Regions from separate parts of the Homo sapiens genome. Here all the other regions are linked to region 1. Evidence: chromatin loops called from intact Hi-C (ENCODE). Cell type or tissue: PC-9. All regions are shown on one strand. Region 1 holds the start of LOC105369908 (a long non-coding RNA gene). Region 2 overlaps LOC643339 (a long non-coding RNA gene). Region 3 overlaps LOC643339 (a long non-coding RNA gene).

Region 1 (8,000 bases):
AGAGATGGGAATCTCACTATGTTGCCCAGGCTGGTCTAGAACTCCTGGCCTCAAGTGATTCTCCTCCCTTGGCATCCACAAATTACTAGGATTACAGGCGTGAACCACCATGCCTGGCCTTGAACTGTATCTTTAAAGCCCCTGAAATATTGTTCCTACCAAAGTAATATAAATGAGATTATGTCCTAAAATGAACTGTATGAAATGCAAGAAAGCTACTCATTATGAAATCCTGTTAATATATGTGTGTTGGGGTGGATAAGGTAAAGAATGATTGACGCTACTTAATAAATTGTGGTTATCCATTAGTACATTTTTAAATTAAATTACTAATGAAATACAACAAAGTAGAAAATATCAGCCTTCATCATGCTTCTAAGAGCAAATACTGATTTGTGAAACTTATTTCAGTGATACATATACTGGGTCAAGTGTAAAATGTATTTCCACTGGGTCAAAAAAGTTTTTAAAATTCTAGTTAACTGTGGTTAAAATATGCAGTTCAGAAATTACTGTGATGTACTACAGTGTGGGAGTAACACAGGAAGAAAACACAGTAGAGTTATTATAAATAAAATCTTGCTAACATCTATGGGAATCATATATTCTGAGCCTTAATATGTTCTTTCATAGATGGTTTTAAGTTGGAGGTGGTCATCGAGCTACCATTTCATCATCATCCTTCTCACTTTTCTCTTTTTACAAACTGGAGAACGGTACTGTCATCATTTAGGTATCCCCCCAGTGCTTGGAACACCATATGCACTAGATAAATGTTTGATACATCTCTAGAAAATGGTCTTTTCACAAAGCCATTGTGTTTACATAGAATCAATGATATGAATAAGATATTTAAAATTTCCATATATGCACTGCTGTAATCAAACATCATATGATCACTGTAATATCCCATAAGCAGTGGTTTTATATAAAAAAATTTTGAGGCCGGGTGCAGTGGCTCACGCCTGTAATCCCAGCACTTTGGGAGGCCGAGGTGTGTGGATCACGAGGTCAGGAGATCGAGACCATCCTGGCTAACCTAGTGAAACCCCATCTCTACTAAAAATATGACAACAAAAGAAAAATTAGCCGGGCATGGTGGCAGGTGCCTGTGGTCCCAGCTACTCGGGAGGCTGAGGCAGGAGAATAGCAGGAACCCGGGAGGCAGAGCTTGCAGTGAGTGGAGATTGCACCACTGCACTCCAGCCTGGGCAACAGAGTGAGACTCCGTCTCAAAAAAAAAAAAGAAAAAAATTTTGAAAGACTACATTTTAAAAAAATGAGCTATTATTGTTATTCTTTATATTATTTTTCATTGGCATTTTTATTTAGATGTAATAATGTTGATGCTAATACCGCGTCAGTAACAAACTTTACTAGCTGTAGTGAGTTGAACTGTGGCTCCCAAAAGTTATGTCCACCTGAAACCTCAGAATGTGATCTTATTTGAATACAAGTCTTTGTAGATGTAATTAAGATAAGGGTCTCAAGATGAGATCATCCTGGATTGAGCTGGGACTTTAATCCAGTGAGAAATGTCCTTCCAAGAAAGAGAAAAGAAGACACAGAGACAAAAAGAGAAAGCCATGTGAAGACCAGGGCAGAGGCTGGAGTTATAAAGTCCCAAACCACAGAATGCCAAGGATTGCTGGGAGCCACCAGAATCCAGGAGAGAGGCATGGGATGGATTCTCCCTCAGAACCTTCAGCGGGAACGTGGCCCTGGCAAGACCTTGATTTTGAATTTGTGGCCTTCAGAACTTAGAGAGAATAAATTTCTGTTGTGTTAAGCCACCAACTTTGAGGTAATTTGTTAACAGCAGCTCTAGGAAACTAATATACCAGCTGAATAATATACTGATAGTTTAAAGGTCACACCAATTATAGATTTGGTTTTCCTGGCCCTTGCCTGACCTATGTCTTTCACTTAGAGAATGTTGGTAAGAGTTTATTCTGAAGCAGTAGTATTGGATTCCCACAGACAAACATACGAGGTCACATGGCAGCTGCTTTACACAGGACTGTCAACTGGGCCATTGCTATGGTTAGAATGTTTGTGTTCCCTACAAAGTTCACATTGGGATTCAATCCCCAGTGCAGGTTTATTAAGAGGCAGGACTTTTAGGAGGTAATTAGGTTATGAAGGCTCTGCCCTCATGAATGGAATTAATGCTCTTATACAAGGGCTTGAGAGCCTGTGCAATATAGGGGGACCCCATCTCTACAAAATATTTAAAAATTAGCCAGGCATGGTGGTGCACACCTATAGTCCCAGCTACTCTGGAGGCTGAATTAGGAGGATCACTTGTGCCTGGGAGGTTGAGGCTGCAGTGAAATGTGATCATGCCACTGCACTGCAGCCTGAGTGACAAAGTAATACCCTGTTTGAAAACGAAATAAAATAAATAAAAGGGCTTAACAGAGTTCATTTGGCCCTTTTTGCCCTTCCACCATGTGAGGACACCACAAGAAACCCCCCATGAGGAATAGGCCTTCACCAGACTCAGCTGCTGGTTTATTGCTCTTGGACTTCCCAGCCTCTAGAACAGTAAGAAAGAAAGTCTGTTCTTAATATATTATTCAATCTAAGATGTTTTGTTATAGCAGCAAGAACAGACTAAGACAACTATTGCTTGGATTTTCTTTTACTCCTCAAAAGCCAAATATGTCCATGGTTGAAACCAAAGAAACTGGATTTTCATTCCAACTGAACGACCACAGTAGCAGAGCGATCAGGAACATGGGATGGGGTCAGGTAGTTCTGGATTGGAATCCCGGCTCCAACCCTTAACTGAGGGAGTGAACTTGGACAAATACCTGAAACTCTGGGCCTCTCTTTGCTCATTTGTAAAACAAGAATTGTTAAACTCCCTCAAATGCTGTCAGACAATTTAATAAGGAAAACACCATCTTGACAAAGTCTTAGTGGTACCTCAGAAAAAAGAAGTCAGGGATGGATATTTATACAGTTTTGAGATCTTGGTTCAAGTAACCTCAAGAGTCTTTAAAGAAGGGAACTGAAGGTCAGGCGTGGTGGTTCATGCCTGTAATCCCAGCACTTTGGGAGGCCAAGGCAGGCAGATCAACTGAGGTCGGAAGTTCAAGACCAGCCTAACCAACATAGAGAAACCCCATCACTACTAAAAATACAAAGTTAGCTGGGCGTGATGGTGCATGCCTGTAATCCCAGCACTTTGGGAGGCCAAGGCAGGCAAATCAACTGAGGTCGGAAGTTCGAGACCAACCTGACCAACATAGAGAAACCCCATCACTACTAAAAATACAAAATTAGCCCGGTGTGGTGGTGCATGCCTGTAATCCCAGCTACTCGGGAGGCTGAGGCAGGAGAATTGCTTGAACCTGGGAGGCAGAGGTTGCAGTGAGCCGAGATCGCGCCGTTGTACTCCAGCCTGGGCAACAAGAGCGAAATTCTATCTCAAAAAAAATAAATAAATAAAAGGGAACTGACTGGAATTGGGCTAAGATCATGATGTAACCTTAGCCCAAGGTGGACGAAGGGAGGATCTTAAAGCAAGTGTTGATGAGTAAACTATGGCTTGATGAGAGTGAGCAATTTGCCCAAGGGAGCAGATTGTTATCTCAGATAAGCTGATCAGCAGGAATTTCCTAATGCAAACAGAGAAGTTATTTGTTGGCTTACAGTCTTATCTATTCTATGAAAAGTTTTCAGAACAAGTAACTTAAGTTATATTGACACAGGTGGTCTGAGTTCTAAGTCCAAATAGCAATGTCATGTTGATGGCAGTTGTCACAGTTCTCAAGAGAATGATATCTACTTTCTGTGGCTGTTGTCAGGAGTAAATGACATCATGGTTCTATAGTATCTGCCACACAGCAGGGACTAAATAAGATATTATTATTATCCATTTTAATTTATTTTGAAAGACCAAACAGATGTAATAGGAAATTTTTATATCTCTCAAATTTTTATTGCTTTTCATAAATAATAAGCAAAGTAAATGGCTTGCGGCTTTCCTGGAGTTTAGGAACTACTAAGTTACTAAGGTTATAGTAGAATTTGCACTTACTGAAAGAAAAAAAAAGGGGACAAAAGGAAAAAAAACATTGAGAGCTCTTTTTCTTTGCCATGATGCTAGTTGTCGGCATATTTGCATTCCCCAAGGACTTGGGAGTAATTAGCTCTGCATAAGCTGCACATCTTCAGGAAGAAAACAACTTTTATAAATGCAGAGAGGTTTCATGAAATGGTGTGTCATATGGAAATGCAATAATTTCTGGAGACTAGGAGTCTTTATTCATTCCCTCTGCATATTCTCAATTGAATTAGTAAAATTTTCTTATAAGAGAATGCTACATCTCTTCAGTCTCTGAACATACAAAGCCCAGAGGAACTTCTTGAGTGTTTGTATATTTGAGTGTTTGACTTCAGAATCTCTAGACGGTGGTTGAGTCTTATCCTCAGGAACAGAAAGCAACATGGTCAGATGCCTGTTTGACTCCAAGGGCAGTGCTCATTCAATGCCCCCACCCCAGCTTTCTCCACTGAACCTCGCAGCAGCATTCTAAAGACTGCAGGAGGGACTGCCCTGGTTTTGCCCCCTTCACTCCAGGGAGTCTGAACCTGCTTCACTCAACTTTCCCATCTCTAAAAGAGAGACAAAAAGTGCAGCACTCTTAATGTTTTGATGCGTCATTAAAACAAATAAAATAATCCAAACGATGTAGAAGAAAATTGTTTTACTGACAAATAATAATTATACATATTTATGGGGTACAATGTAACATTTTGATACACCAAGGGATGATTAAATCAAGCTAATTAACATATCCAGCACCTCACCTACTTACCTTTTTTTTCCTAGTGAGAATATTTAAAATCTACTCTTAGCAATTTTGAAATATGTAGTAAGTTATTATTAACTATGGTCACCATGCTGCGCACTAACATTTATTCCTCCTGTCTAACTCAAACTTTGTACCCTTTGACCAACATCTCCTCTTTCCCTGTCCCACCCCGTACCCCCATCCTTGAGTAATCATCATTCTATTCTCTACTTCTGTAAGTTCCACTTTTTTAGATTCCACAGGTAAGTGAAATCATGGAGTATTTGTCTTTCTGTGCTTGGTTTATTTCACTAAACATAATGTCCTCCAGGCTTATCTATGATGTTGCAAATGACAGAATTTCTTTCTTTTTAAAGGGTGTCTAGTATTGTGTAGCCAATTCTTCATAATCCCAAGATATCATTACTATGTGATAATAAAGGCAAGCGTATGAAGTAAAAGAAACTGTAGTAGGTCAAACTAATAAGAAAAATGCTGATCTGAATGTCTATACAATGCATAGATTGTGTTTTTAAAAATGCAACAGTATATAATTTCCGGACCTGCTATAGTCTTGGGAACTAAGCAGTATAAAACTTGGCTAGTGACTAGATAAAATGATGATGTATAACAGACATTAGTTACTTATATGCTTAATTAATCTGAACATTTACCCTACACTCTTATTGGCGTTATTAATTTGTTCAATTTGTTAAAAGAGTTTCCTAAGAAAATGTGGCTTTATTTCAGTACCTATTTTGAATCCCAAATATTTTTTATATTCTGGCTTGATAACTGAGTGACTAAGAGGTTTCAGGGCCTTGCTACTTGGGTTTGTATACAGGCCTACCATTTTCTGGCTATGTTTTCTTAGATTACTTCACCTCTCTGTAACTTAGTTTCCTCAATGATAAAATAAAAATAATAATCATGGTCACCTCATAGGGTAGTTAGGAGGATTGAATGTGTTAGTTCTTATAAAGTGATTAAAGAACCAAATGCATAGTATGTTAGTTCTTGTTTATTTTTCTTGAAGTTAACTGTAGGAATTTTACCACTTACAATTTACAGTGGCATTGCTCTATGGGAATAATACTACGTGGGAGGATTCTACCGTGGTTTTTGATATAGTTTGGATGCTGTCCTCCTCCAAATCTCATGTGGAAATGTAATCTCCAGTGTTGAAGGTGGGGCCTCGTGGGAGGTGATTGGATCATGGGGAGTCTTTCCCCCTTGGTACTGTCCTCACCACAGTGAGTGAGGTCCTGTGAGATCTCATTGTTTAAAAGTGTGTGGCACTCCCCCAACTCCTGCTCCTGCTTCCGCCATGTGAAATGCCTCACTTCCCCTTTGCCTTCCACCATGATTGGAAGATTCCTGAGGCCTCCCCAGAAGCAAAAGCTGCTATGCTTCATGTACAACCTGCAGAGCCATGAGCCAATTAAACCTCTTTTCTTTATAAATTACCCAGTCTTAGGTATTTTTTTATAGCAGTGAATGGATTAACACATTTTATTTCAAATTTATATCCTGTATAGCCTTGCATTATGAAAAGAGCACAGAACAGGAAGTTAGGACATCTTGCTTTGAGGTCTAGAACAGCCATCAACTATATGATCTTGGGTGAGTCACTTCACCTCTCTGAACCTGTTTCCTCAAGAAAAATAAGCAGAGTAGGCTGCCTGCGTGATCTCAAGACAACACACTGTGCTAGAATGAGTCTTACAGCAAGAGTTCAAAGTTCAAATTCTAATTCTAGAACTCGTTGAGTGTAAAATTCACAGCAAGTCATAGAACCTCTTGGAACCCCAGTTTCCACATCTGGAAGAAGGGGCAGAATAGTATCAAAAATGCTTCACTCCCAGGAATGTGGTGAGCATAAAATTAAATAATGAAAAAGTCAACTATAAAGCACTAAATAAATATAAGGTAAAACTATTAATAAAATCTCATTTAGTTTAATATTTCTGCTAAATCTTTTTATTTTCCTATAATCTTTTCCAAGTATTTGTTCTTCTGCAGGTAGAATTCTGTGGGTTGAAACCAGACTATAAAAATCTGTGTGTTTTTTTTTTTTTTTGTCACTCAGACTATCTGCTATGAAGAATGTTTTCCCTTAGTTAAGGTAACAGCTATAAATGTTCAGTTTGCCCCTGAGTCATTATCTGAGTCATGATTCTGTATGAGTCAAGAAATCTAAGAAATATAGAAATTATCTATTTATCCCCTTTCTTTTCTTTGTATAAATATCTCTAGATATAACCAATAAATAACTTGCCTCTATCTTGGGTTTCTTAATATTTTAAAGAGACTGTTGTAGAGGAATAGGGTAATGGGAGATTATCTTCATCAAGAAAGAGCCTGTGCATATAACCTGTACACACACACACACACACACACTCACACACACACACACAAAATCAACAAAACCCTATGCTCCAGCCAGAAAAACACCTTCTTGCCACTAGGCCCCTATTAGTGCTGGTCCCTCCACCTGGAATTCCTGTTCCTCTGATTTCTAACTGTTCAATTATACCTAGAATTCAGGGTTTTGTTATAATCTCAAACTTTCAGTGAGATGGATTGAGTGGTTCTTTGCCCAGTGAAAAATCTTTAAGGCCAATATTCCTTTTTTTGCAGATGGTGAATCTGACAGAGGAAGAATTAAATGACTTGTTCAAGGTCACCTTTGAGGAATTTGCAGGAAGTTTAACTTATGTATATTTTTCCCCTGTAGTACCCCAGGTATATCTTTTCAAATCATCCTCGTCTGAACCAATTTATGCTCCCCTTACCCATCAGGTTCTCCTGTAACACATATATAATACCACATGTTGCCTTGCACTATAGTTGCTTGTGAATAGATACCTCCCTTCCCAGAGAGTAGGTCCCACAGAAGAGTAACTATCTTATTCTCCAAATCCTTTAGAGCTTTTAGCACTGAGTACATACCCAGGTATCACAAATTTTGTATTTGTTGAATTGGAGTGGAACATCTCAAGGATATTTTTCTATTGCCTTTCTATGAATAAGCTCAGTTTTGCATGAGTCCACTTTGATTCTCACCTAAATAAGATCATGTAGAAACACCAAAAGCACCAGTGTAGATGCAAGAGATGGTGAAGACCTGAGGCCTTCACTGCTGCCTCCTGCCAGCCCTGCAGTTCTCAAAGAACAAGGGTCGTTGGGCAATCC
Region 2 (8,000 bases), 160 kb after region 1:
TTTCCCTTCATTCTCCCATTCTAGATAATGAGATCAAGGACAGGGACTAGCTCATACTGATTTTTGAATTCCCAGGATCTAGCATAATGCTGCAATTGGTGTGGACTTCAATAAATGTATATTATTGAGCTGAACTATCTTCACTTACTGTACATCCTTTGTCCTTAAAATATAGTTTGCATTTCAGATTTCTCATGAATTCAGGTAGTTCCTGCCATCTAAACAATTAGGCCTGGTTTCACTCAACTAGTATTTGATTATTAAAGTCAATATTAAAATTGTACTATCCAAGATCTTAGACACATCTTTTTTATTTTTGCAATAGAATCATATCAACTTGTAACAGAAGAGGTTTGATAGTACGTAAGGTAGCAACATTCCTCTGTTTTCAAAGTAATTGTGCCATTAGCCCAGAATTTTTCTTTTTTCCAAATAGGATTAAATAACCTGGAGATAAAAGTAGTTCTCCAAAGGAAAAGGTAAAATAATTTCACAGAAAATATTTCCTGAGTTGGTCATATGACATCAGAGATTGGGATTAAAGATTTTATTTTTTTAACTCATTTAATTCATGGAATATAAATTTATTGTTATCAAAGATATCAGTTCAATTTTATTATTGAACCTGTAATTCATTCTATACTTTGATCCTGTGAAGACCAAATTCATCATTTTCTTCAAAAATGTCATATAAAACTTGAGTGATCAGTGACATTCTTTATTTTGTTTTTGTAAAATAAGGAAGACATTAAAGCCATATGAACTTCCTCAGTAAATGGAAAGCAGTCCACATCAATGCATTCCTCATCATGGTCATTACCAAGGGATTCACTACTTCTAGGAGGCTCTATCCTCAGCAAACAAACAATGGCCCACTTCATCATTTCCAAGTTGAAGTTCCTTGCCCCAAAATATACTACAATCCAACAAAGGAATGGACATCATTCTTGCTGATATGTCCCCAGATGACAGCATTCTTAAGAGAAGTTTCACAGCTCTGGATAATGTGAGTTTATCTGCAAGCATTGACACAATACACATTCAAGGGAAGTGGTGGTGGTCTTGGCATTGACACACAGTGGAAACTCAACAGTGACGTAGACTACAGTCAACACACATGTAACATCCTCAGGTTATATCCCACTTCAGTCTAGCCTGGCAGAAACAACTAAAATAAAATACATAAGCATGCAACATCCATATAATAAGTTCAGGAATTAAGGATGAGAATGAAAACCATCTATCCCATATACACAGCTTGGGAACTAAGGACTTGACCTGTCTCTCTAACTCTCTCCCTCTCAACACACACACACACTCACACACTCACTCACACACATACATACACTTTCTTTCCTACATTAACGTAAGTTTACTACTCCACTGTCTTCATTAGCATAACTTTACTATTCCAGGAGATTCTAGCCTAAGCAAATAATTTGATTATTCATTACAGAAACTTCCCAAAAAGATCCTTCACTCTTCAACAGGAAGTACCAGCAGACGGTTAACACCCTAAGGATCTTCAAATCCCTCAACTCAAAATCCTTTCCTTGCTGTTTCCAATTCTACACTGTTGTGTTATTATCCTTATTCAATCTTCATCAAGCTCCCTTACCGAAAGATCACCTTAAACCAAACTCCCAATAAAACATATTTTTTAATTCACCACTGATCGGAAGGCATAAAATAATTTTTTAAATAATAAAATACAACCTTGCTTTTTTCCCCTCAGAGATATTACCAAAGCTCTGCCTAGGAGGTGATCTTCCCTACCACAATAAACAATACAGATAGCTTTGACTTATCAGCAGGTTGTGTTGGTGATATTTGGAGAGCCAGCATTTGACAAGTACTTAGTATGGATCGAGCAATAAGCTAAAACATTTGGAAACTGATATATGGCTTAATCTAAGCTAAAACTAAAGCATCTGGAAACTTAATCTATTTCCCCCTAGAGGTCAGAGGCCCTCACTGTTTAAACAATTCCACATCTGGACATTTAAATTTCTGCCTGGTCCAGCATTTGCTACCGTATGTTAAGAGGAATTATTTGTCTAAATGAAAAAACGTTTCCATGGTCAAACAATTTGAAGACTGATGAGTTAAGAATAAAAAGCATCATTTCTTCACTGTGGGACTTCTCAGGGCCTTTAGGGTATACTACTGGGTATCAAAAATATCCAAGAGGGAGTTATTAATATATAGCCTACGCAAAATGTATATAGATGCTTTGTCCTACAGTAACTCCCTAGATTCTCACTGGATACAACAGGGATGATGGACAGTTTTATCTAACCTTCCATCCTGCCGTTTATTCACAGGCCATTTCCAGAGAACATGGTCAGAAAGGAAGATAAATGACCACAGCTGTCTTAGCCCTCAGCAATCAGCTCCGTGGTAATTTTAGGGCTGCCTTGATCTGTGGGCAGGGGAAAATGAAGGAAATGAATTAGCCTGAGTCCTGCCAGCCTTTAAATGAGGATGCCTGTGTGCCCTGAGCTATGCTTAGCTAATTCCAGCCCTTCTCCCCAAAGGGAATGCTGGTCTTTCAATATACTGCCAGGAGTTCCTTAAACCTTTCCCACATCTGTGAACACCAGGCAGAAGTTGTCCAAATGGTCCAAGTTGCTGATCTTTGCTCAAAGGAAGGCCCTGCTGGCATGGACCCCTCAGTTTACAAAGAGGTGGCATCTGACATACTCTGCCCCACTAACAGCTAAAATCCTCATGCTGTTATCTTTCTTGACTGTACCCTTCTGCTAAGATCTCCACTTAAAGGACATTGTTTTGGTCAGCACTCTGACTTGCTTGTTTTGGGTAAAGGAGAGGAAATTGACATTTACTAGACACTTTCTATGCGTCTGATGTCACATAAGACACTTTACATGCTTTATTCCATGTAATTCTAACAAGTGCAAAAAAATCATAATAGCAAATGTTTATCTAGTGTTTCCCATGTACCATGCACTGTTGTAAATGCTTTACATAGTCTCACTCTCTCAAGGCTCAAGGCAACTCTACGTGGTAGATGCTGCTATTACCCCCACTCTATAAATGAGCAAATAGAAGGATAAAGAGGTGAAAATAATTTGTGTAAGGTCACATAGACAGTAGCAGAGCCAGATCGGAACACAGTCACAGTCCATGCATCTAACCACACTACCATTGTCTGCCATTATCTGTCCTGTCAGATGAGAAAACCAAAGCTCAAAGAAGCAGCTCTCTCAAAGGCACACCGGAAGTGGAAGAACTGGTACCAGAACCCATGTCTGTCTACTCCCAAGTCCGTGTTTCTCCTCTAGACCACAGGCTCTCAGAGCATAGTTCCCAGACCAGCAACATCTGTAACAACTGGGAAACTTGTTAGAAATGCAAATTCTTGGCCCCACTCCAGATCTACTAAATCTGAAAGTCTGGCATGGGGCCCAGTCATCTCTATTTTAACAGGACTCCAGGTGATTCCCATGCAGACTAAAGTTTGGGAGGCACTCCTCTACACCATGCTGCCTTCTGTAGAGCACTGAATTTTGATTTTACCGGCAAGGACTAGAGATAGTGCTGTCTAGTGGTTAGAAGCTCTGGGAAGCTAAGAAACAACTTGGTCATGACCCAGCATATTTCACTGTCCTTGACAGTAGACAGGCCAGGGGTTGCTTTTTCCCCCCTTAGCAAATTCATGGAGCAGAAAAAGAACAGCTGCACTGTGGTCAAGAGGAAGACTGGATTCTGTCCTTGGCCATCCTTTACCCTGCTGATCACTTTTCAGATCCAGAGATTCTCAGTGCCTTTCTGTTCAATGTTCTGCTGCTTTTGCCTGCCAGCTTTGTCAGCTCCTACCTGTGACCCTTCTTGTCTTTCAACCCCTCCCACTTCAGGAGGAAGCACTTCTGTGGCAATATGTTCAGCTGATGAGCTGCCCTCCTGGTTCAGATATTGTGCAATGCAAAACATTTCTTAACAATTCCGGAAGCAAACTTTTTTTTTCTCCTTTATTGCTGTCAGGATCAGTTCAGTAGCTACACTAAAGCTTTCACCACTCACTGCTTCACTGAAAAGTTTAAGACCAGAGCGTTCTGCTGAATCAAGCTGTTGTTGAGAGGTTCAGTGTACGTATATAAAACAGAACAATAATTGATTTTTATAGAGGCTGAAAGAAAGTTAAGGAATCTTGGATGGCTCAGGGTGGGAGCTTGAAAGGCTTTTGACTCAGGATGAAGGATCACATGGTCCTCAATTTGTGCTTAATAGCTACAACATGGGGAAAGAGAGAGAGAGAGACACGGTATATAGGGGAAGAAGCTAAGTTAGCGCCAAGCTGAGTATTTTGCAGTCAGGGATCAAAAGGATACTACTTTTAAAAACCATATTTCTTCTTTAACAAACATTAATTCAAGCTCATTGAGTTTCTGTAGGTCATACGTTTCAATCCAGGATCAGCAACACAGAGTGTGTTATTTCACTTTCAATGCTGAGGGTGGGGACCTCCCCCTGCGAGAACATGCTGTATGTTGATTAAAGTTGCAAGGAGAGCTATGAAGGATCTGCCCAAATCTCCTTAATCTCTTTTTCTTCCTTCTTGATAGGTTTCTAGGGATCTGTTGGTTGAATTGTTCTGTGCTTGATATGGAATCTTGGTTTTTATTGGCCCACAGTAAAACTAATTACTACTGGAAAGGGCACCAAATTAAGATTAGCAAGCCTGACTTGATTTATCAAAATGGAATGTATGTATGTAATGGGTGAGTGTGTAGATGTTAGAATCAGGCAGAACACTCCTCAGTTTATGACCTCTCCAAAACCTGGTAGCGGCCGGGCGTGGTGCTCACGCCTGTAATCCCAGCACTTTGGGAGGCTAAGGTGGGCAGGTCATTTGAGGTCAGGAGTTCAAGGCCAGCCTGGCCAACATGGCGAAAACCCATCTCTACTAAAAATACAAAAATTAGCTGGGTGTGGTGGCACATGCCTGCAGTTCCATCTACTCAGGAGGCTGAGGCAGGAGAATCACTTGAACCCGGGAGGCAGAGGTTGCAGTGAGCCGAGATCGTGCCACTGCACTCCTGCCTGGGCAACAGAGCAAGACTCTGTCTCAAAAACAAAACAAACAAACGAAAAAAACCTGGTGGATTATCTTAAGGATTAAGTGGGAAAATACAGGTAATTCCCAACCTGCACAGCTGGGGCATTCAATACTGTTAACTGTTATCAGTGAATTCGCACTCATCGGAGTCTAGTTGGTGCCCGCCCCTGTGCTGGCGAGGCCCTGCAGGATCACAGAGGGACTCTCTGTTGGGGGCAGGCCTAGTTGCAGCTGCACTATTGTCAGCACACCTGCCCCCAACCTAGCCCTGTGACTTTCGAGAAGCTCTGTAAACCCCTAATCCTCCATACCTTCTCATCTGAAAAAACCCACATCCTCCTGGGGCTTACAGAGAGCAAGTGAATGAAATTGTCTGAAAATTTCAAATTGCTCTTCCAGGCTAATAAGAGAGTATCATAATTTGTTATATAAATAGAATATACACTTTTAAATTTCTCAATCTGATTTTAGTTGAACTTTTAGTGCTGTGGCATAATAGAAAGAATTCCTTAAATTGGGATTAGAAAACCTGAATGTAGGTCCTGGTTCTGAGATACTGCCATTTATTAGCTGTGCAACTCTGGGCTAGTCACCTAACCACCCCGGACCTCAGTTTTCTTATCTAAAAACCTGGCTAAGATTATCTACCCCTTAGGCGGATTTTTTTTCTTTTCTCTCCACACTCTGCCTACCCCACAGGTTTTTGTTTGTTTGTTTGTTTTTTGAGACAGAGTCTTACTCTGTCACTCATGCTGGAGTCCAATTGCGCAGTTTCAGTTCACTGCAACTTCTGCCTTCCAGATTCAAGCGATTCTCATGCCTCAGCCTCCTGAGTAACTGGGATTATAGGCACGCACCACCATGCCCAGCTAATTTTTGTATTTTTAGTAGAGATGAGGTTTCACCATGTTGGCCAGGCTGGTCTCGAACTCCTGGCCTCAAGTGATCCACCCACCTCGGCCTTCCAAAGTGCTGGGATTACAGGCATGGGCCTCCGTGCCCAGCCCCCTATAGGTTTTTATATCAAAAACATCACTCCAGCCTGGTCGAGAGAGTGAGATCCTGTAAAAAATAAACAAACAAACAAACAACAACAACAACAAAAAACACCTCACAACTCTACAGGCAGGAATTACTCTTCCTGGCTTGCAAATGGGCTCAGGGACTTAATTATCCAGAAGTCACACAGTGAATAACCTGAGATTTCAAACCAATACCTGAGCCCACACATGTAATCACTATTATTATCACTGTTCTTTTATTGTGCGTGCCATTTTTGGAAGAACAATGAAGTCTATTTGGGTTGACGATCCCAAATCCTCCATCTTAAATCTTCTTATTAAACTGTGTGAAAAAGTTACCATGTAATCTAAATTATGATCTGTTTTCCTACCTTCACTCCTCCAAAATAATTGCAATTATAAAACACTTGATGTAAATTAATCTCTGTTCCTCAAACTTGAGAGTTACATTAAAAAGTCTCAATTATAAATGACAGATAGATGCTGTTCCTAGAGCGAAATCTATCTTGGTTTGTTCTAGGATTTTAAAAAATATTTGATGTAGGCCAGGCACGGTGGCTCACACCTGTAATCCCAACACTTTGGGATGCCAAGGTGGGTGGATCACCTGAGGTCAGGAGTTCAAGACCAGCCTGACCAACATGAGAAACCCTGTCTCTACTAAAAATACAAAAATTAGCCGGGCATGGTGGTGCATGCCTGTAATCCCAGCAACTCGGGAGGCTGAGGCAGGAGAATCACTTGGACCCGGGAGGCAGAGGTTGCGGTGAGCCAACATCGCGCCATTGCACTCCAGCCTGGTCAACAAGAGCGAAACTACGTCTCAAAAAAAAAAAAAGAAAGAAAAAGATGTAAAATATGCCACAGAGAGAGAGAGAGAGACAGAGAGAGAGAGTCTTTAAAGCTTCCCTCACCCCATTCCTGACAAAAGCAACAGAAAAAAATTTTCCCAGGACCCAAGCTCGAGATATTCCTGATACCAGCCACCTCCACAAGCAAGGCTGCTGTCAGTGGAACTGAGAAGCTGCCAAGAAGCTAGGCCATTTCTACTCCACATTTGGTCTGAGGCCAGAGTGTTGTCTTTCAGTTTTTAGACAAATCTCCCAGGGTGATGTAGACCCAGCAATAACCATATGTGACCATCACAGCCTGCAGGAAAGAGAAGAAAGGTAAAGACGGCTTTCATAAATGGCCCTGATCTTATCTGCAAAAGCTGGACAGCTCTTTTTCCAATACAGAAGCAGAAACAGTCGAGATTAAGCTTTGCTTAGGGAGGTAGGGAGTTCTAGTTCAATGGTCCAAATCATGCTAATCAACTTCTGCAAAGGACAGTGTCCTGGAGCTGTGGGCCTTGAACAGCAAGCTCGGGTCCACAGGTTTGGCCACAGTATGACTATGCCTGTGTTATTTAAAGTTTGTCCCAAGGAGTGTTATGATGTGCTTGGTATGGGCTTCACCCCCAGCAGGCACAAGCATGTGCATGCCTCATTGGCACTGTGTCCGTATGGAGCATTGTGAAGGGACTATGTGGAAGGAACAGGAAAAAAGAGACTACTTAACATCCTTTGCTTTGCTCTGCCACGTTTTATATTTACAAGCTTCTGTGTAGAAGGATACTGATGTATGTTCTTGGCTTCCATAAGACAGTGGGGGTGACAGGAGTAAAAAGGAAGACGCCTAAAGACACTGAAGTTTCCTGGTCTATTTGGTCAACAACTATTTAATAGGGGCCCACCATGAATCAGATAAGGTACACATGCTGCAGATACAAATGACCAAGAGCAAGCCTGACTGCTGCCCTTATGGAACTTGGTATCTAGTAGGGGAGTCAGCCAACAATCGAATAGTCACATAAATGTATGGAAAATGGAAGCTGTGGCAAGTGCTAAGAAGACATG
Region 3 (8,000 bases), 230 kb after region 1:
TCAGTCTCAAAAAAAAAAAAGTGACTATTTAAACAAGGAAACTCATTCTTTTGCCCACTTATGGTATGATCATTTAAAATAACATTTTTAAAAATGTATAGTATAAACTTGGGGGAGGGCGTGGGGAGAAAGAAGGAAGGCTTTCTTCTCAGCACTTTCCAAAAGCAGACAGATGAAATATAGACCTAGCACTAGAATAATGACTTCAGATGAAGTCCTGTGAAAGCAAGTTCTATCTGACTGTCTCTCCGTCTGTCTGATGTGACATCAGTGGTCAAACCCTGGAAATGATGGCTAGAGGGCAAAATCTATTTTAGGTGTTCTCTCAATCCCCTTAGCCTCACCAACCCACTTGTCCCAGGTTTATCAAATCCATGCTAGAACCTGGCCACACTGCTAAGTCTAAATCTCCAGGAAAAATAACGTTTAAAAAAGAAAAGACTGGGCCAGGCCCGGTGGCTCACGCCTGTAATCCCAACACTCTGGGAGGCCGAGGCAGACAGATCACCTAAGGTCAGGAGTTTGAGACCAGCCTGGCCAACATGGTGAAACCCTGTCTCTACTAAAGATACGAAATTAGCCAGGTGTGGTGGCGGGCACCTGTAATCCCAGCTACTCAGGAGGCTGAAGCAGGAGAATCACTTGAACCTGGGAGACGGAGGTTGCAGTGACCTGAGATCGCACCTTTGCACTCTAGCCTGGGCAAAAATAGTGAAACTCCATCTCAAAAATAAATAAAAGACTTAAATACAGATGAAATTCAAAGGTAGGGGCAGTAAACCTACTTAGCGAATAATCAAGTTTCTGCATTTCCTTTTCTCTTTGGTATGAGTGCAATAATCTTGTCCCCAGTCTACGGGCTCTTCTGGTACTTCCAATAAATTCCTTCCAGGGACCCCACCTAATCCTTTGTACATGGTCCCAGTTGTCTGCCTTCCTGAGGTAAACGCATTCCTAAAACATTCTGTGTGAAGGAGATGTTCATAGTACAAATAATACTTTTCCACTGACTTTAATTCTGATTCCCTAGTATTTTTATCATGGCTTCTAATCTATCTTCTGGCTACAAGAAGTGAGTCATTTGTAAAGTGAAGAATTTATTTTAAAGTGAGCAATCATACCACCCATTTTCTGTTTTCCTCCAGAGAGGCATCTAAAAATGACTTTCCCCTTGTAGTCCCAAAGTTCTCAAACCTACACTCACCTCTTTGCCCAAAACTTCCAGCCTCAACTATGTTAAGGTCTCTCTCTGCCTTGCTTAGAGCCCCACCGTCGCTGTGATAGTTTTCTAGAGATGCCCAACGAAGTATCGCAGAGTTGTTAAAGAACAGGAATTTATTTTTCCACAGGTCTGGAAGCTAGAAGTCCAAGATCAAGCTAACAGCAGGGTTGGTGTCTTCTAGGGCCTCTCTCCTCAGCTTGCAGATGGTTTTCTCTCTGTACCTGTCTATATCCACATTTCTTCTTGTAAGGTCACTGGTCATATTGGATTAGGGCCTACCCATAATTTTATTTTAACCACTTCTTTAAAGACCCTATTTCTAAATACAGTCACATTCTGGGGCCCCCTGCCTTAAGGGACAACATCCACCACATTGGCCGGTATGCTAAATGGAAGCATTACATTTCTTTGTGCCAATTGCCATAAGAAGTAAGGCCGAAAGCAGGAGAAGCATGTCTTCATTTTCTCAACTCACTACTCCACCGTCTAGGTCCTTGATTTAAATGATTTCATGACACAAGTAGGAACAGACCCTTTGGGCAACTCAGCAGCTAAGCCAACATCACCTTAAGCAAAATGTTAGACATGAAAATGTCACATTACATGGAAAACAGCGTTAAGGGACCACAACTACAATAAGGAAAAGACTGTGGTTTTTTTTCTCTCTTATATTGTTTGTGTAACTAGGATGATTCCTGTACATAATTTATTCGTATGCATATGTATCCATATATTATATATAACATTTATTGAGATCCAGCCATGTGCCAGGCACTGCTCTAAAAGCATTATGTGTACTAGCTCACTTAATCCTCATGATAGCTCCATGAGATAGATACTTTTATGATCCCCAAATTATGGACAAGGTGCTGCAGCACAGAAGTTAAGCCGCTGCCCAAGGACACACAGCTGGTAAGTGTTGCAGGTGGGATTTGGCCCTGGAAGTCTGGCTTTTGTATCTTATGCATCAGTTAGCAGACTATTGCTTATTTTGATCAAGTCTTTTCTATTTCTAATATGCAATTAACATATAAACACCATTAGTTCCATTGAAAAACCCACTGCAGAGATTTCAGAAGGGGCTGCAAACCCCTTTGAGCAGGCTCCCATCAGGCTACCTTTCCTGGGTGGTCAGCAGCTGCTTTGCTCCTCTGTGAACTTTTTCCTTAATAGCAAAGTGGCCTCAAGAAGACCTCTGGCCTCAAGAAGCTCCCCACTCTTGTACTGGCAATTGGCAATACAGTGTACAAATGTACACTGCTTCAACTGGTCCTAGAAAACCTGGGAACCGATGCATCCCCACAAGGAAATATTAGAGTTGGGGACCAGGTGAAATCACAGTCATACCTTCAGGACCTTCCATATATACTTGCCTTATTCAGCACGTACTCAGTACTAAGAACTTAAGTTATTTACACATATTAGCTCACTTTAGCCTAGAAGAAGCCTACAAGAAGATATTAATGTTCATCATTAAGAACAATGTATATAAAAATGTAAACTGCAAAATGTGTTAAAAATCTTAAGCTTTAATAAACTGGAGTTAAAAGAGAAATTGAATTAAACCACACTATCCTTACTCAAGTTCAAAACCATATATATTTTCAAAAATTATTTTCTGTAGAGATGTGGCCTCACTATGTTGTCCAGGCTAGTTTGGAACTCCTGGGCTCAAGCAATTTTCCCATCCCAGCCTCCCAAAGTGCTGGGATTACAGGCACAAGCCACCTCAGCCAGTCCAAAAATATTTTTCTTAAATCATACTCTCACAAAAACGTTTTGTCTCACTCCACTTCCAAAGTGACTCATGGAAGCCGTGAAAACCAGAACCAATAATAGTAATGGGATTAAAAATAAATAGAATTTATTAAATATCTACTGTGTCCCAAAGTGGCATGTGTTTCTTTTCTTCTTTTTTTTTTTTTTTTTTTTTTTTTTGTAGAAATGGGGTCTCACTATCTTTGCCCAGGCTGGTCTGGAACTCTTAGTCTCAAGCAAGCCTCCCGCCTCAGTCTCCCAATGCACTGGGATTACAGGCATGTGCTGCCCAACGGTGTTTCCTGGACTCAAACTTGCTTTGATGTCTCAGGTCTGCATCTACAAACTACTGGATGTTGAGAAAGTCCTGTAACTTTCCCATGCCTCAGTTTCCTCATCTGTAAGTGGGATGACAAAGATACCTATCTTGTAGGCTTGTTGTGAGGATGAATTGAGTTAGCTTATGTAAAACGCTCAGAAAAACACATAGCATGTTGTAAGAAGACAGAAGTGCCTGCGGCTATCATCAAAATCTCACAACCTTGGTAATACACATTTTTACATCTGAGGAAAACATCTGAGGCTTAGACCTAAACTTGCCGCAGGTAACTCATTAGAATGTGGCTGGGGCGGGGGACAGTGGTGAAGGTTCCAACCCAGGTGTGGCAGATTCCAGAGCCTGCGGTCTGAACCAGCCCCTGGTGACCTTTACCCCGAGAGCGGAAGAAAGGCAAACAGGCGGAAGCCCACAGCCGAGGCCATCGCGCTGCGCATGATCCGTGGCAACCGTCCTTCCTTGACCTTTGCCCACTGGAAAAGCCAATCCCAAGTCAGCCTGGGGTAAAGGGGCGGGGCCTTGTGGTTGGCATAGCAACAGACATGGGTCAAACTCACCTGGGGGTTAGGGCGGGGTTGTTTGTCACTAAGGAATCATTGCTGAATGACACTACAGTGGAGAACCAGAGCCCCGGGCTTTTCTAAACAAACAGCCCTGGTCACTGCTGAATTCAAAGTGTACTGCCGGGGCCGGGCGCGGTGGCTCACGCCTGTAATCCCAACACTTTGGGAGGCTGAGGCAGGCGGATCACGAGGTCAGGAGATAGAGACCATCCTGGCCAACATGGTGAAACCGAAACCCCGTCTCTACTAAAAATACAAAAATTAGCTGGGCATGATGGCGGGCGCCTGTAATCCCAGCTACTCAGGAGGCTGAGGCAGGAGAATCACTTGAACCCAGGAAGCGGAGGTTACAGTGAGCCGAGATGGTGCCACTGCACTGCAGCCTGTCAACAGAGCAAGACTTGTCTGGAAAAAAAAAAAAATGCGCACCGCCGGGCCCGCCTCCCTCAGCACCCAATGCTGGTCGGAGCCCTCGGGCAAACAAACTACCTCCTGCATCCGGGAACTTACCCTCCAGGCGGAAGGAAAGAATGCGGGGACAGAGACCTGTCCTGGGAGAAGCTCCTTAGGAGATGAAGGAGCACCGAAAGATGCCTGACGTTTTTACGACTCCTCTTTCATGTTTGTGTCCCATCTCTTCTCAGAAGAATTAGCCATGTTTTGTGAATTCCAGGTGCCATCTTCAAAAACACCCTTGGATTCTAGCCAATCACCAAAATGGCAGAGACGGCCACCTGAGACCAATTAGAATATCCACACCAGTGGAAGAGAGCTCCAGTGGTAAATTTCCTAGATGTACAACTATTGATTTCATGATGTATTGTTCCATAAGGTGACTTTAAAACAGGACAAAAGTCATGATTCGTATCTTTGTTTCATCTTGTCGTTAATATTATATCTGGTAATTTTCTTGAAAACATAAGGACTTATTTTACAAATTTGTATGCTTTCATAAGTACTTCATTGTAACTTTAATAGTAAATAAACTTTGGCTTTATTAAGGTGTAGGAGAGAAAACCCTACGAACAGAAATAAAACAATTGTGATGAATCATTCATTAATCCCTGGGAGAAGCAGAGTGGGCGTACTGTGGGCTTAGGCTCACTAAGAAGGACCTGGATTCACATCCTAGCTTTGTCCATTGTATGTGGCCTTGGGCAGGTCTCATAAGCCACACTCCTTTGCAAAATGAAGATAACAATATCTACTTCTGAGAGCTGTTTTCAGAGGATGAAAGTGCATAATAAGTGCCTTATCTTACACATGGCCCAGTCTTGGCTCAAAAATGTTACTTTTCTTTCTTGAATATCCCCACTTCCTCTTGAACAGCCTCCCCCAAGGCAGTTAGTTGCTCATCTTTCTCCCTAATCCCCAGATAATTTGTTCTGAGCAGAATAATTTTTATCCCGGTAGCTTAGAACAGTGGCCAGCCCACAACAAGTACTTGGTGTCTGTTTATCTGGACTTGGTTGTGCTGTAATTTATGTGCTGACTGAGAGCTCCCAGGGATAGGAACCACATCAGCTAGCATCTAGCATAGTACCTAGTACATAGTGCCTACTACATAGGCTATGCTCAGTAACATAGTTGTGTTACTATGCATTGCACTCCTCATTTTTGCAAGGTACACAAACATATCTGTCTTCAGCAGCCAGGCAGGTGAATTAAGATAAGAGCGATAAAGTCCGTGACAAACTGGAGGCATTCCCATTCAACTAAACAAAAAACACTTTTCTGGCCAAACACAACAATCTGTCCACAGGATTTACCCCTCTACCATAAAACTGCCACCATAAACAAAGCTTTGTAATTAACAAGTTCTTTTTTTTTTTTTTTTTTTTTTTTGGGCAGGGTATCAATCTGTCTCCCAGGCTGGAAGGCAGGAGTGAAGTGAAGTGGCATGTGGTTCACAGTAGCTTCAACCTCCTGGGCTCAAGTGATACTCTCATCTCAGCCTCCCAAGTAGCTGGGACCACAATCACATGCCACCATGCTGGGCTAGGTTTTTTATTTTTTGTAGAGATGAGGTTTTGCCATGTTACCCAGGCTGGTCTTGAACTCCTGGCCTCAAGCGATCCTCCCACTCCAGCCTCCCAAAGTATTGGGATTATAGGTGTGAGCCACCATGCCCAGCCCACAATTACTTTCTTATATGTTATCTCATTTGATACTTGAGCAATTTTCTGAAGAAAGCGTTTTTGAGTTCATTTTACAGGCATCTGATAGAGAAACTGAGGCTCAAATACAGAGATTTATCCAAATCAAACTAAGTTAATAGCCAGCCAGGGATTTGCATTCATGTCTTCTAACATCGACCCAGGACTCCCGCTTCTCTTTACACCATATACTGTTCTTTATGTGCCGCTGTTTTTCTCTTTATAGTTTTTCTAGGACAAAAACCAAGCTCCATCAGAAGGTTAAACCTGTGTCAGGTTTACAGTCCAATGACCGCCGTGGGTCATAATCCATCTAGAGCTCTGAGACAGGTGCCTTTAGAAACAATGCCTTCTTTGCAACCAGAGGAGCGTGTTTTCCTCGAGTCATCAGCATAGAGAGGCCTGGCAGCAAGGTATGATGAGCATGATGAGTGGGCTGACAGGAAGAACTCTGCACCCAAATGGCAATGAGGAAGCAGGCTCCTTATATCAACGTGAAGAATCTTTAAAGGAACTTGAGTTTGTAAAGAGAGCAAGAAAAACAAGATAGAGTCTTAGCAACTAGAGGAAACAAGCATCTCATTTCTGTAGGCCAGTGTTGTCCAACAGAAACAAAATGTGAGCTACATATAACTTTAAATTTTCTAAAGAGTAAAATTTAAAAAGTAAAAAGAAACAAAAGAAATTAATTTGAATAATACATTATATTTAATCTAATATATACAATATATTTTTAACATGTGACCAATATAAAAATTATTAATGAGCTATTTTATTTATTTATTTTTGAGACAGAGTCTCACTCTGTCGCCTAGGCTGTAGTGCAGTGGCTCAATCTTGGCTCAGTGCAACCTTGCCTCCCGGGTTCAAGTGATTCTCCTGCCTCAGCCACCTGAGTAGCTGGGATTAATTAGCATGTGCCACCATGTCCGGCTAATTTTTGTATTTAGTAGAGACAGGGTTTCACCATGTTGGCCAGGCTGGTTTTGAACTCCTGACCTCAAATGATCTGCCTTCCTCGACCTACCAAAGTGTTGGGATTACAGGCGTGAGCCACTGCGCATGTAATTCTTTTTTTAATTTATATTTCTTTTTTTTTTTTTTTTGGACAAAGCCTTTGACATCCAGTGTGCATTTTATATTTACACTCAGTGGCACTGGCCATATTTCAAGTATTCAGTAGCAGCTGGGCACAGTGGCTCACACCTATAATCCCAGCACTTTGGGAGACTGAGGTGGGCGGATCACCTGAGGTCAGGAGTTCGAGACCAGCCTGGCCAACGTCGTGAAACCTTGTCTCTACTACAAAAAAAACCCAAAAAAATTAGCCAGGCATGGTGGCGGGCACCTGTAATCCCAGCTACTCGGGAGGCTGAGGCAGGAGAATCGCTTGAACCTGGGGCAGAGATTGCATTGAGCCAAGATCGCGCCACTGCACTCCAGCCTGGGCGACAGAGCGAGACTCTGTCAAAAAAAAAAAAAAAAAAAGAAGTACTCAGTAGCCACATGTGGCTAGTGGCTGCCATCTTGGACAGCACAGATCTAGGCCAAAGAAATTCCTAAAGGTCTATATTTCTGGCATAGTAAAAATGAGTGACATGGCTCTCTTCAAGGCCACTGAGAGGTCTCATTTCCAATCCTGCTAGTCCAGTTTGAAGACTGATCTTTTAGGGTCAACTTCAAACTTTGCCGCCATTTAGAGAGCAGCCGTGTCAATTTCCAGCCAGTTGCTCTGCAAAGCCAATCAGAGCCCATTATGTTTGGCTCCCTGTTTTTGCCTTGCAAGAGTGCAGTCCTCAGCATGTCCCCTTTCAAATACCTATTATTCTGGTGCTGTCTTCAGTGGTGCCATGACTGGCAGTGATTAGGGTGACATTTTTTATGTGCCTGAGTTCACAGAGCAAATTACATAGCGTGAGTGGCATGGTGATTAAGTGGCTGTGTGTAAAGACTAGAATCGCTAC

What was found. Hi-C counts contacts between places; a loop is a spot of excess contacts. Peaks named below come from ENCODE experiments on the same cell type or tissue, not always from the same donor. Only the 100,000 strongest peaks of a DNase experiment are listed, where the experiment ranks them.
Region 2: it touches region 1 in a loop (3-fold over the local background); 3 of 110 quality-filtered maps call a loop at or near these places.
Region 3: a loop joins it to region 1, with 7 times the contacts of the local background. A loop is called at or near these places in 5 of 110 quality-filtered maps.

The regions. Positions count from the first base shown.
Region 1 is chr12:93,083,895-93,091,894 of GRCh38, forward strand. The region is part of intron 3 of LOC643339 (a long non-coding RNA gene); the gene reads right to left. It overlaps LOC105369908 (a long non-coding RNA gene), which reads left to right and starts at 6,586. Exons shown (of 4, transcript NR_188219.1): 1 at 6,586-6,734. In PC-9, no CTCF peak of the experiment used is centred here; DNase peaks (open chromatin) are centred at 3,637, 6,457 and 6,937; H3K27ac peaks cover 4,703 bases.
Region 2 is chr12:93,240,401-93,248,400 of GRCh38, forward strand. All of the region lies in intron 2 of LOC643339 (a long non-coding RNA gene), which reads right to left. Among named protein-coding and RNA genes, the nearest start is that of LINC02412, 70 kb to the left of the region's middle. RefSeq lists an enhancer at 3,302-3,561. In PC-9, no CTCF peak of the experiment used is centred here; a DNase peak (open chromatin) is centred at 3,941; H3K27ac peaks cover 1,385 bases.
Region 3 is chr12:93,310,992-93,318,991 of GRCh38, forward strand. All of the region lies in intron 2 of LOC643339 (a long non-coding RNA gene), which reads right to left. Among named protein-coding and RNA genes, the nearest start is that of NUDT4, 63 kb to the right of the region's middle. RefSeq lists an enhancer at 3,618-3,762 and a cis regulatory region at 3,683-3,696. In PC-9, no CTCF peak of the experiment used is centred here; DNase peaks (open chromatin) are centred at 3,690, 4,360 and 6,480; H3K4me3 peaks cover 1,608 bases; H3K27ac peaks cover 4,006 bases.